2 separate regions of the Homo sapiens genome follow, and region 1 is linked to region 2. Evidence: read pairs that join two places in POLR2A ChIA-PET (ENCODE). Cell type or tissue: CD4-positive, alpha-beta T cell. All regions are shown on one strand.

Region 1 (2,500 bases), 89 kb after region 2:
GCACCCACCTGCTGTGGAAAATCTGGAAAATCAGCCAAAGTTTGTTTCAAAAACCTTACTTGACTACATATTTTAATGACTCCAAGTTATACACTTGACTAGAAATTAGTGGTGTGTGTTTTCCTCGCATATGGTTGAATTTCCCCCTCCCTGTTGCCGATTTTAAAAAGATGTTTCTTTTTTATGAACGCTGAGAGTATAAATCAAACAAAAGCCAAAGGAGCCACGTCATGTACTCAGTCTGTAGCAGCAAATGTTGTACTTGCATTAATTTTGGATAACAGGTTACAGTTTTAAATTGGATTTTTTTGTAATGCAACAGAAATTACCTTATGAAAAGTTGGTTTGAAAGGTGGCAATTCACGTGTAATTTGATGTTCCATATTAAAATATACATGTCTTACATAGTACTGCTTTCAAGCATGACTACCTGTATAATGCAATCGTGTTAAATCATTGTTACATGTATTTTTACTAATTACTGAACTGGAGTGAATTATAAATCTCTGCCAAAAACATTGACTTGCTTATACTGGGCAAGCAGTTAATCATGTTTGGTGGATCTGTTCTTTAAAATTTTTGATGATTTTATAAAGCTTTTGGATAATTAAATTAAGATGAACTACTTCCACAGTGTGTAAATACCTTGTAATGCAGTTTTAAAGGGCTATAAAATAATAATTAAAACTTAGAATTACCAGCTTCCAATGATCATTTCAATAATCATTGCTGACAGAGGAAGAAGTAGTATTATAGAAAACAAGAGTTCGGAAAGAAATACAAGAAGCCTCAGCCATCCTCATTTTCTTTCTGTCCATCCTTACCACGTTGTATCTGCGGTGGGAGTTGACTGGATGGTAGAAGGGGAAAGCCATAGGCTAAGGGAAGACAGTACACTTATGGAAGATTGTGTATTAACCATTTTCTTTCCCTAACAGATTTTGATTGTCCCTTATTTAAATACATTTCTATGTGAAACCAGGAAATAGTAATCTTTTTTGTTGCATGTATAGTGCAAAGGTAGCTTGAGAAGCAGTATGATAGGATGGACACCAGGATGTCATAGCTGGAAGCCTTCTTGGAAATGCAGGGAGCACAAAATGTCTTTTGAGCTTCTTTTCCCTGTACCTTTTCTCCTTTTGTTTATGCCCCACCCAGGCATGAGTTCTTTAAATCAAGGATTTCTATTCAGTTTACTGTTTTCATATTTGTACCTGAAACAGAGATAGCTAACACTGTTACTCCAAAACTAGAGCGAAAGAATTCAGAAATATGAAGAAAATTTATATAAGTGTTTGAGGGAGGATATTAGTTTCATTTCTGACTTTTATTCAACTTTAAAAACTTAACAGCTAGCTGTGTAGTTTCCTTGAATCATCTGATCTTGTCTCCATATAAATATAGAGATTCCTAGAAATATTACTGTGAATCCATGCTGTATGTTTTGGCTTCCTGAAAATCAACTAAGGCCCATCCATGCTGTGCAGATGTTGAAAGTACAATTCTCCCTGTAGATAGCAAAGGGTAAGCGGGTAATCACACACTCTTTCTTGTCATATTTTCTTTTAGGGTGAGAGTCTAGTAGCTGTTGGAATTTGGATTAGTAGTCCAAACTACTAGTGTTTAGTCTTCTAGAGTTTAATAGGTCTATTGATATAGAAACAAATATAAATCTTTAGTCTGTGCATTATTATCTTTAAATGCTTATTTTAGAAAAATCTGTTGGTTGAGTTTATTGGGACATGGAACTATGAAAGTCATGGGTATGAGCTCTGCTACTAGCACTTAGCTTTGCCAGATGGTATGATTATATAGACTGCCTTGAAAGAGGTGGTTTTCAAGGGAGCAGGTTTAAAGGGAGAATCTTTCATTCCACAGTTATTTGTGAATGTTGTGCTGGACAGACACCTGTAGACAAAGCAGACCACAAACACATAAATAAATGTGAAAACTATCAGATATGTGTGTGCAGTGTATTAAAATTGGGTGAAACAATAAAAAAGTAGTTATTTCTAGAATAAAATTTATAAAGATGGATTAAGCCTCAGTGGAACAAAAATGAGGATAGACTTATAGAGCCTCTGAATATACAAAAATCCAGGTCTCATTCTGTTTACACTGCACAAAATATTGGGGACAGCTTTTATTCGGGAGATCCTTTTCATGATTTCCACTCCGTGTTTTCCTACGAAGTAACATATTTAGAAAACCTCAGAAAAACGTTTGTTTCTAGGACAGCATAGAAGGGGAAGAAACAGTCTATTTTCCTTCCGGGCATTGGGGGAACAGAGGGAAGACCCAGGCACATGAGTGGTGGGTGGTACCTGAGGGCTTAGGGTCTAAAGAAGAAGAGTCATACTATTTTTAAAAATCCATATTTGAGACAGTGGCATTCAAAGCCCTAAATGAGTGGGGTTTGGAGGAGACCATGGAAAGTAAGAAAAGGACACATGAAATGACAGGAAGCCATGAGATGTCTGGATTACCATCTTGTGTGAAG
Region 2 (2,500 bases):
GCATGTCACAGCCTCCACCACACTCATAACACTACCCATAACACTCATAACATAACACTCATAACATAACACTCAACGCTATGCACTGTAGTGCATAGTGTAGTTTACTGTGCTTTCAATAATGGCTGAAATTGAGGACTTACTTTACAGCAGCGTTGTGCTGGGTGATCTCACTTAGACCCCAGAACTGCCCAATGAGATGATTGCTAATGCTATCTCCTTTTACTGATGTGGAAATAAGACTAGACACTAAGTGGGTCCCACAGCTGATAAGTGCGGGAAGCCAGGACTTGAACCCTAAGCCCTAGCTCTATTTGTTTTAGTAAGTACCTAAAAGAATGTTTCTAGGTAAGAGTTTCAGTTTCTATGCAAAAACATTACTGCATATTAAATGAAAAGATGTATACTATACTGCATTTTCCTTTCATCTTCAGAACAGACTAGAAAGATGATTTTCAGAATGGTAAAAATAATCATTGCTAGTCCAAGGTGAATTAGAAAACTTAAATAACTACATGAGGGCATATTTTCAAAAGTTGTGAATAAATGACAATAGGAACTGCAAGGGTTTACTGATAACACCTTTGATTCAAACTGATATATTCAAAACACAAAGCAGCAACTGCATGTCGATGTGAAACCTCAAGCTCAACCTGCCCTTTTTTTTTCTACCTTGCATGTAAATTATTATTTCTACTACATGTGAGCAGGAAGGGTAATGCTAGGGCTTCTATGTGGCTGTCCAAGAGCCATTTATGCGCATCGCAATTAGTGTCATTTTTGAAAAGCTATTTCAATTAAGGGATGATAAAAATTACCATTTTATTCTTCATATTATTATAGAATTTAGGATTTGGGGGTTAAGTTTACTTTCCATTCTTATCTTCATACCACCATTTTATTAATTTTTTCAACAAGACTACCTAAATTTTTTATATTTTTTAAAGAAAATCTTCCAAAATAGAGGTTTTACCAATTTTTTGCATTGCTCTATTTGCCGTACTATAATCTACGCGTGCTCCTGATGAGTCAAGATCAATACTCTTTCAGGGTGATTGCATTTGTTTATTTATTTATCCCACTTATGCATCAGCACAAAAATTAAAATTCAGGGTCAGTTATTGCTGGGGAGTGTTCTCCGCAATGTAATTTGGTTGCTAGGAAACCTGTGGGCGGGCGTTAGCAAGAGGAAGAGAAAGCTCCTCCGCCAGCAATTCAATAGCAGTATTGGCTTTCATTTCAAACGTGCTAAATAATAGGGCCCTGCAATTTGCCTCCGTTAGCCCAAGTTGCTTACGTTTCTTCCTGAATGGAAAATTAATCTGGTTTAGTGCCGGGTAACATTTGCAACCATACTTCCTCTGCCAGGCATTAAAAAAAGAAGTTTCCCACTTTGGGAAATAAGAAAGTTCTGTGTCTTTCTTCATGTTTTATCATGTTTTTTTTTTTTTTTCCTTTCTTTTCCTTTTCTCTCTCTCTCTCTGTCAAGAAAATGCATCATGTTAACAGCCTTTAAGCCCAAGATCAAGCCAAGAGGTAGCAGAGCTCAGGAAAAAGAGATCAGGACAGCCCTTTATTTCTAGGGTGTAGGTAGGGTTGGGTATAAAGAGTTCTGCTAGGGTCTGAGGAGGAGATAAGAGAATTGACCTAGGCATAGAGAGTGCTTGGGGAACTTGGCAAGAGGTAAAAGGAAACCACATTTCTATGTCAGCTCAGGTCCAGCATATCCTCTACTTGACCCCTGTCCACACATAAAGCAGAACATAACATCTTGCATAGAGTAGGTGCTCAAGAAACATGTGTTGGCAACACACAAATCCTAATGTAATGAGCCTGGATACAGGAATTCTATCAGAACAGCTGCAGTCAGTCATAGCGTTGTTGGGGTGCGTGTTTTAGGCCTTATGTAATTTCCTGTCTCGGGATGAAAAAAAATGGACTAACAGCCAAGGCTGGCAAGCTGTTCCTGGCTGAATGTGAACCAGGCTCCAGTTCCACATCCCCAAAAACCCTCCTATGCTTTCCCCCTTTTGAGTAAATTAATTTTTATCTGCCTGCTCTGAGTTTGTAAGAGCTATTAAGAATGGGTCAGTGCTACCTTCAGAACAGATTTAACAGGATCCCTATGCCTTTGCAAGATTTCTAAAACCTGGTCCAGGCTAGGGATACCAAGACACTATCTTGAGGTTCTTTGGAAACGTGTCTTCTCTCCTTTCTTCCTTCCTGTTGCTGTAGGTAATTTTCTCAGGGCTGGATTGATCCAGCCTGCTGACTAGGCTTCCTCCTGGGATACTCCTCTTCCATTCTACCCACTGTGTCCTCACAACCTTCTTCGTCCATATGAGGTCGTTCGTAGAATCTTCTCCAATCGTTTGTCTTTTCTCTTGATACTACGTGCATCCACTGTTGTTTCACAGGATGATATCAGCTCTTTTCAAAACCACAGACAGCAGAACTCCCAGGTCAGTGTGCCTTAAAATGGAAGCCAAGCCATCTTGGT

What was found. Peaks named below come from ENCODE experiments on the same cell type or tissue, not always from the same donor. Only the 100,000 strongest peaks of a DNase experiment are listed, where the experiment ranks them.
Region 1: POLR2A ChIA-PET joins it to region 2 with 9 read pairs; 5 of 35 experiments call an interaction of 5 or more read pairs at or near these places.

Annotation. Positions count from the first base shown.
Region 1 is chr3:16,937,620-16,940,119 of GRCh38, forward strand. The region is part of intron 1 of PLCL2 (phospholipase C like 2); the gene reads left to right. Among named protein-coding and RNA genes, the nearest start is that of MIR3714, 5.7 kb to the left of the region's middle. In CD4-positive, alpha-beta T cell, no CTCF peak of the experiment used is centred here; no DNase peak of the experiment used is centred here.
Region 2 is chr3:16,848,209-16,850,708 of GRCh38, forward strand. No RefSeq gene overlaps it. Among named protein-coding and RNA genes, the nearest start is that of PLCL2, 35 kb to the right of the region's middle. In CD4-positive, alpha-beta T cell, no CTCF peak of the experiment used is centred here; a DNase peak (open chromatin) is centred at 1,183; H3K4me3 peaks cover 604 bases; H3K27ac peaks cover 719 bases.